Regions from separate parts of the Mus musculus genome. Here region 2 is linked to region 1. Evidence: chromatin loops called from intact Hi-C (ENCODE). Cell type or tissue: heart. All regions are shown on one strand. Each heading gives the region's core, and the rest is flanking DNA. Links, peaks and the distances in the headings are about the cores only.

What was found. A loop is a pair of places that touch in the nucleus more often than their neighbours do. Peaks named below come from ENCODE experiments on the same cell type or tissue, not always from the same donor. Only the 100,000 strongest peaks of a DNase experiment are listed, where the experiment ranks them.
Region 2: a loop joins it to region 1, with 2.5 times the contacts of the local background. A loop is called at or near these places in 1 of 42 quality-filtered maps.

The regions. Positions count from the first base shown.
Region 1 is chr1:45,902,794-45,907,195 of GRCm38, forward strand. It overlaps the pseudogene Gm18303. Among named protein-coding and RNA genes, the nearest start is that of Slc40a1, 21 kb to the right of the region's middle. In heart, for the core only: no CTCF peak of the experiment used is centred there; a DNase peak (open chromatin) is centred at 2,558; H3K4me3 peaks cover 306 bases; H3K27ac peaks cover 1,248 bases.
Region 2 is chr1:45,822,735-45,827,136 of GRCm38, forward strand. Wdr75 (WD repeat domain 75) reads left to right here. Exons shown (of 21, transcript NM_028599.3): 20 at 149-240; 21 at 574-904. The coding sequence ends at 781. Gm30900 (a long non-coding RNA gene) reads right to left here. Exons shown (of 2, transcript XR_373390.3): 2 at 3,417-3,713. Among named protein-coding and RNA genes, the nearest start is that of Gm30900, 5.0 kb to the right of the region's middle. In heart, for the core only: a CTCF peak has its summit at 2,600; a DNase peak (open chromatin) is centred at 2,587.

The DNA.
Region 1 (4,402 bases), core at 142-4,141:
ATTAGTTCTATAAAATTTCACATATACATGTAGTAAGGACAGCAACCGCCTAAGATAGTTTGGATATAGTTATTTTAAGAACATGACGGTGCACTTTTCATGTAGTAAAATTCAATAAGGAAAATGTTCAAATAGAAAATCTATGCCAGCTTGCACAAGGGCAGGGATAAAAGAATTCACCTGTGCTTTGATATCCCATTTGTCTACTCCTTAGAAAAAAAATACGTGCTCCCTTGTAGATCTGGAAAGTGTGAGCAAGTCTACATACAAAGAAGAATGTATACTTTTTAATTTTTAAAGTATGGGGAAGATGAACAGTTCATACCTGTCAGGTAAAATATGCACTTGCTGTCACAAGACTCAAGCATTTCTACTCTAGTCTTGAGCTACCATCTTGCACAAGAGAAATATTCTGATAGTAAGGATTATTCTGAAGGGTGGATCAAAGGGAAGAAAGAAGGCACCCTGGATGAAGTTGTAATGCTTTGAAGTACGAATAATTTATGGAAAAAGGTGAAACTCAGGGTTTTTTCTTTATTTTCTTTGGACATTTTAGTTTAGTTTTTGGTCTTATCTACTATCTTAGGCTAAGTTTATTTTTAAAATTTGTATGTATTTTTATTCATGTGGTCAGTGTGTGCTCCACATGTGTGCATGTGCTCCCAGAGGCCTGAAGACTCAGGTGGATCTGTGTCATGCATGTGACTGCTGGGAAGTGAATCAGACTCCTCTGCAAGAACAGCAAGTGTTCCTAACTGCTGAATCATCTCTATAGTCCCCTAAATTTATTTCTTAATCATGGTAAAATATACTAGGAAATTTGTATATCTACTTACTCATGTAGTAGATCTTTATAATGCTTGATAAATATACTAACCGTCAAGGTGAACTTGACTTTTTGTCTTTCTTCAAACTCTGGATATATTCACAGATTGATCAGTAGAGAAAAAACCTTGGCAAACAAACTATGGTTATACAACAAGGACGTATCTCTTTCACTTCATCAAAAAAAAATAATATATATATATGAATAAACAAAATGTTTACCGTGGTTACTCCCAAAAATTCAGAACAGGTTGGGAAGTGAGCATTTCAGTCAAACCCTACACGGTTTTCTTTTTGTCCAAGAGGAATGAATTATCATGACAATTTTTTAAAAGTTGTTTTAAAACATCACTGTTTAACCCAACAGTGCAGGTAGCACATGAAATAAAGAAATGAGATGCCCAAATCCTTAACATTGACATGATAGGTAGTAAATACTTTCTAGTTTGAAATTTGCATCACAAATGTTTGCCAAGTTTTCCCTGGTTCTCCAGACTTTGTAATTTCTGTGTAAATTTCATTTCTCAATCACTAACTTTATGAAAATACTATCCACGTATTCATAAACCACCTCAGTAGAAAATGCTAATCCTCTCTCTCACTCTCTTTTAGAAAAAAAAGGCAACACATGCATTTTGTTTATTTGGTGGGTTGGCTTAAATTTTTTTGTATGTTTTCAGATTAATCATCAATATTTAATAGTGCCAGGTTTGACCAGCACAGGTCCACATCACATGGCAAGGGGTCATGTACTCGCTGGCTGAGCTCTGAACCCTGAGCACACCTCATTCTCTACCCACAGGCCTTGGGTGTGGGTACCTTCAGAATTCGTTGTGCACCCTTTTCCTTATAAAAGTGTATGGGAAAGGGATTTTTTTACTTCACAAAGGGCAAAGGACAAAGGACATTGACTAACAAGCTTGTTAGGTTTGTTACTGGTGGGTGGGGTGGAGGAGAGGTAGGGACAGGTGGAATACTTCTTTGAAAGTTAAGTGAAATAAGCCAGACCAGAAAGGGAAAAATTTCATTTCCCTCGTTTTAGGAATCTAGAAGAACAAAAAAGAAGACACACAGGTAGAAGAGAGACCATTAGAGAAGAGGAAAGAGTCAGAGGGGAGGGGAGGGACAGAGGAGATGGAGTGGTGGGTAAGACCCAAATATACATATGACTGAAAATGTCCCAACAAATCCCATCGTTTTATGCAAGTAATGAAAATTAACCAAAGGGAAAGGAAAAATGAAGGTGTCTTCATTGTTCTTAATAGACAACCCAAAGTAGTCTGTTGGAAGAAACTGCTTAAAGAGAATGAAAAAAGAACACAAGAAAAACTAACGAACAAACAAGCTGCAACGAATGTGATTTCAAGTAGGAACCCAATGAAGAATTCTTTTAAAAACGTAATTACAAACAAAATAAAGGACTATTTTCCAACTTCTAATTCACTATGCTATATTGGCCCACTGACACTGAAGCGTTTTTTAGTTTCTCTCTTTCCCCTTCCAGTGTTCTACCCCTGACATAATTCTAAACCTGCAGGCAGTAAACATTCCCGTCCTTTTGCCCCTCCTCCTGCTCAGTGCAATAGCTTGCAAAGATAAGGGCAGCAGCTGTTGTAAAAATCCTATTAACTCCGTGCTCTGCACGGCTCCTGTGGGTCTGGCATTTGGCGAAGTGCCTGCATCAAGTGCTGGGATCTTTTCCTGCTCAGATGGTTCTATTCAGTGGACAAGGTCACAGACCTTCAGTTATGGCTGCAAACACTCTGAGCAGATATCTAACCCCAGCTTGACCTCTGGGAGGGAGCAGAGGGCCTGTGCAAGATTGCAGCCAAGCCTAACATTTGGCATCTGCTGTCTGTGAAATCTCCAGGGCTGATGCCAGAATGTCTTAATATGAGGGTAAAAGGGATCTTTGTCTACCATGTCTGTTAAACTTGCACTCAGCAAGCCTGATCACAGATGTGGTGCTTAGACCACATCTCCAGTAAAGGGTCACTGAATGTTTCCTGAATGGAGACTTTGGAGGCTGTGCTTGAGGGATTAGATACACTACTTGCACACAAGGTTCAAACCAGTAGGTGCGAACTCAGAGCACTCCCTTGGAGAGATAAAGAACATGACTTGTGTGGGAGATGGGCTGGATCCCATGAAGGTGAAGGCTTACCAGTGTTCATTACACAGAAGCAGCCAATGGAGAACAGTCTTGACTGTGAGGTGAAGAAAGAATTGAAGGTGACAACTGAACTCCATCTCACGAAGGGCAGATTTGATGAACCTGCCACATACCTGTTGCAGTGGGCCCAGCAGAGAAAAGATTCTGTTTGCCTATGCTGTAGAAATCTGCAGATTCAGGGCTTAACCAAAGCCACGTTCATAGAAATCTTCAAAAGTGTACATCCCGGCTGTATACAGGAGCTTGTCCTAAACTGTATCTTCATAGAAGAGTTGGCTTTTCTTAATCCCTACCTGAGACAGATGAAAAGTCTTTTCATACTCACACTAGATCACATCATAGGTACCTCCAGTATGGGTGATTCTGAAAAGCGTGATGAAGAGAAAAATATTCAGATTGACTTCTCAACTTCCCACACTCCACTGTCGCCAGAAACTCTATGCAAACAATGTCTCTTTTATAAAAGGCAACCTAAAAGAATGCCTCAGGTGCCTGAAGAAGCCTTTGGCGACACTTTGCATCACTAACTGTGACCTTCCAGTCAGCCTTGGATTACCAGCCCTATTGCCTGAATATTTGTGAGCTCAAACATCTTTAACTTAGTGAGATATAAATATTTATGTTATTTACTCCTTGAGCCTATTGGGTTTCTTCTTGAGAGTTAGAGATACCCTGCAAACCCTGGAATTGGAGTCATGTGGTATAGAGGACTCTCAGTTCAGTGCCCTGCTGCCTGCCCTAAGCCAATGTTCTCACCTCAGAGAGGTCGATTTCTATGATAATGTCTTTCTGCTTTTCCTGAAATGACTTCTACACCACATAGCCAAGCTGAGTCAGCTGACCCAGGAGCGATACCCTGCCCCTCTGGAGTGAAAACATTGTCCTGAGCTCCTGGATATACTCAGGGCCAAAAGACAGCCCCAAATTATCGCCTTTGAAACAACTCAATGCTCTAAGTATATGGTGGGGCCTATATTTATGATCTTGAGACCAAATGTTGCTTTTTTGCAGAACTACTATAAGATTGATTGTGAAACAGAGAAATGGAAGCTTAGGATTGGAGATTGATGAAATCCTAAGTGAATGTCCACTGCTGAATGGAGCATGGAAATGTCAATCACCTAAAAGTCTGAGGCACACTGGAAAGTCAAGATCTTCCTCTGAGCTAGTGAATGATGTTGCATCTGCAGAAAGTATCAAGCACTCTTCTCCTCTAGGATTCTTGTAGTTTAAGTGTGTTACAATAGAGGTACGGTTTTATGAGACTGGCCCCCTCATAGAATAAATGTATTGACTTATAAAATTAAAGAAAGAAAAAGAAATGGGCTAATGAATAACTCCCCAAAAGAAGAATTATGGGCTGGAGAGATGGCTCAGTGGTTAAGAGCACTGACTGTTCTTCTA
Region 2 (4,402 bases), core at 300-4,299, 80 kb before region 1:
GGAAGTACTATTTACTTTGGTTTGGTTTTTCTTCGGGGAAGCCTGTTGTGTTTGGCTGACCATTTAGAATAAAAGATATTAGGAGGTGAAGCCACAGTGTGCCAGAGGGTGATCTTTCTAACAAACTGACTTTTCTGTGTGCCTATAGCTTCTTCACACCCCAGCCCATGTCCTGCCATCAGCTTCTTTCTTGTGCTCTCTGTTTGTAAACTCGCTGCTGCTGTCTAAAGAGACTAAAAGGTAAGAATTCTAGGTGGTTTGTCTTCTGAGTTGTTTGGGAGTGTCATCTACCATATTTGTATCTTACCTTTGAAATGTAGCTAATGACATAAGATTATTACATGCAACACTTGTGAAGAGCTGAGGAAGAGATGTGTGTACTGCTTAAAGTTGTAGTTCCACATTTTTTTAAGTTCATTTGCTTTTTTTAAGGCCTGTGCTCCATAAGGGCATTTATCACAGTGTTTTCAGTTGAGTTGTTCTGTCTATATATTATTTCAACATGGGTGTCTTTAATTAAAAAGACCTAATTTGGATATATCTAATGGTATTTATGTTCTGTTATTGTCAAAGTGCTGAAGAGGTTCCTGATGATGTAGATATGGAGGGAAACAAAGAAAGTGATGATTCAGATGAAGAGTATGATCTTACTGAAAAAGACAAGGAAACAAATAACAACACGGACTTGGGAGAAGATGCTATACATCAGCTGTCAAAATCTGAAGAGAAGGAGCTGAGAAAGTTCAGAAAAGTAGATTATAGCTGGCTAACTGCTCTGTAGTAGGCCATGGCTGTGCCATGACAAAGAGACATGTTGTACTTAATGTTTACTGTCTGTTAATACTCCAAAAATTTTTATAAAGTTATTTTATTCTTAAGACAAAATATTAAAGCCTTGTGTTTATTTGCTTGTTTATGTGCTTGCTAAGTACCTTAGGCTAACCCTGAACTTGGAATTCTTCTTTCTTGACCCCCAAATCACCAGGATGATAGGCCTGTTACTCAGGTCTGCTCAAACGTGTTTACTTGTGTAGATTTTTTTATTTTCTGTGTATGAATGTTTTCCTTGAATGTATATATATGTACCACTGGCTACGCTGGTGCCTGCCAAAATCTGAAAAGGGCATCAAGCCCCTGGAACTAGTTACCCGTGACTATGAGCCATCGTAAGAGTGCTGGCCAGTCTTTTTAAGAAAGCTCTGTAAAGCTCTGCTTTTGTCAGACCTTATAAGCAGTTATGGAGCATATGCATTTGTCACATATGGATTTCTATTTTGAATTACAAAGAAACTTTGTTTCTGGTAGGTTTTGTTGTGACAGAGCTGACTATAGTTGACAAATATACCCTTATCTTTAATTTGAAGGTATAAAAAGATTTCAAAAGTTTAGAGGCTTTACCAATAATGATGCACAGAATTATTCTCACACCAGACATGATTTCTTTCTGGTTATATTTCCCAGCCTTTGCCACTATAGGACAAGAGTATAAGCAACATTGTGTTAATAGTAGCACAAATGGACTATATTCTAATCAACACTAAATATCAACTGTACTGAGATGTAACTTCTAACTCATGCATATAAAGTGCACAACTTAGTGAGGTCTAGAATACTTACAGATTGTGTACCATCATAGAAACCAACTTTTAAGCAGTTTCATCCCTCTAACCCCCAACAACAAAACAGACCTGCCCACTTCTCCACTTCTTTCAGCCTCCATACCCTGCCTGCTAGGCAACACTAATTTAACCTGATGAATTTGTATCAATGGGGTGTACCATGTTTTAAAGGGTGAGAGACTATTTTTGCTCACTGTGTCCATGGTCAGCTGACTCAGTTTTCAGACTGTGGTGAAGTAGAAGTGTTATATAAGGTTGTGAGCAGCTCAGGAGGATGTGACATCAAGCTTGTGTATAGTGGCAGCCAAGAGAGCAGATGTGAGACAAGATAACGCCCTTCAAAGATACCTCTAGTAACTTCCCTCCAAGTGGCCTCATCTCCATTCAGCTGCTAATGGGTGAAATAGTCCATGGATGAAGTTAGTTTCAATCAACATGATCCTATCACCTAAATTGGGTGCCCAGCTGGAGGCTAAGCCAACATGTAAGCCTGTGGGGGACATGGATTGCATTTTCAAATGACAGCATTCATGATAGGACTCCTAGCAGCCCTTCATTCCTTCTGTGATGTTCTGGGTTTTTTTGCATAGTACCTAGTTGTATAACTATAGTTCATTTGTCTTCACAACTTTTGAAATGACACTGTAATGAACTCAAAAATCAATCACCTGGACCGCTGAACGTTGCTTCATGGCCTGCTGCATTAATCATATGTCCCTTTGGAAGGATGAGTTGTTCTTTTTTTAAAGGCTATTTAAAATTACTTTGCAAGCCAAGCGTGGTGGCGCACGCCTTTAATCCCAGCACTTGGGAGGCAGAGGCAGGCGGATTTCTGAGTTCAAGGCCAGCCTGGTCTACAGAGCAAGTCCCAGGACAGCCAGGGCTACACAAAGAAACGCTGTCTTGTAAAACCAAAAAAAATAAAAAATTACTGTGCATATAGTGGGGTGTAGGAACTTATGAGGGGCAGTACCCACAGAGGCCGCTAGAGGGGATCTGACTCCAGCATTATATAAGGTTGTGAGCAGCCTGACATTATGCTGAGAATTGAACTGAAGTCTTCTACAATAACAGTACACACTCAAACCACTAAGCCACCTCTCCAGCCCTAATTTTTTAACCAAATTTAAATTCACGACAAAACTGAGGAAAAGATTTATGAGGTCTCTCAGAAATCCCCTCCCCTACACATGACTGACTTCCACGTTTTCAATACACCCAGCCAAATGATAACATTTGTTAGAACTGAGGAGCCTGCATTCATAGAATCGTCTGAGTTAAACATAACCATCTAGTTGAGGTGACTTGAGTCTAGTAATATTGTGGTTATTCTTTAAAGCTACCTTATATGAACACGACGTCTAGAAACTTTTTCTTTGTTCTTAAACTTTGTTTCCTGTAGCCAAGAAAATGATGAAATTACCTTGTAATACCAAATTAAATTTCTCAGAGTGGAGGTTTATAAAAGGATGGTTTGTGGTCAACAGAACAGCTGCAGGAATAGCTTCTAATGTTCGATGGTACATGCAACTGCTGATGATTAACAATGATAAGGTGACTTTGAAAACAGCAAATAGTTTTAAATATTCCCACCATCACACAAAGAAAGGATGAAGGCTTAAAAAAATTAAATGTGTACAAGATGATAGATGATAGATATGTCAATTATTCCAGTCTGATCATTATCCATGTAATCTGTATACAAAGGCCAGATGATAGATGATAGATATATTAATTATTCCAGTCTGATCATTACCCATGTAATCTGTATAGAAAGGCCACACAATACCCCACAAATATGAATAATTGATATATTCAAGTTAAAAATGAAAATATATATTTGGTAATGAAGGAGACAGAAAGGGTATAAAAGAAGCAATTAGAAGGGCAGAGTGGATCAGCATGAAGGGAGAGACGGTGGATGCTGGAAGATGCCTCATTGTAAGTCCTGAGATCACTGGCAGGGCCACTGACACTCAGTTTACCAGGCTCTTAGGATGGCATTTCACAATGACTACTTCCTCTTCAGATTTCTCATTCCTCGAAGTCCCTTTGTCAGTTGTAGTGGCTACTTTTCTTGCAGCTTTCAAACAACTGAAAAAGTAAGTAAGATCATTTCAAATGATGGAAGTGAATACATGTACAGTGTCAAATAGGCTTCATTGCAAACATCAAGTCAAATTGGCTCAGTAAGTACCACATTAGATAAGTCTTCTGTCTCTTGAAAGCCATACATATTTAGGTGCAAATAACCTCATGTTTAACCTAGGTCATTAAAAAATATATATTTAAAGAATGTGTATAAAAACAAGACTCATATCATTCTGCTAGGATCACTGAAGTGGCAGGAGATAAGACTTGGTCAGGACTTCAGACCTTCAAGGAGCATCCCTGGAAAATAGCTCTGAGATAAGAAGAACAAGGCAGAAAGAGCCCCAATTAGAATTTGACAGTGTATACAGTGAGGCTAGAATAAAATAAAATAAAATAAAGATAAGCGGCAAGGCACGAGAGACCTAAGCAGTGATCTGATTGCTTGCTTAATTTTGTTTTTCAAAACCCATGAGCAAGCCACTGACTTCTGAATTACAGTTCCTTCCTCTAAACTGCAGAATCAGACAAAATGACTTCTCTCAGTTCTGCTACTGTGTAACCACAAAATTAAATTAGAAATGGAGCCCCATGGTATGGCACCACTCCCATCCCAGCCCCAAAGTGACAAACTGGCCTTTGTCATACTAAAGTTGAGATTCACATATGTAAATTGTGGAAATACAGCTCTT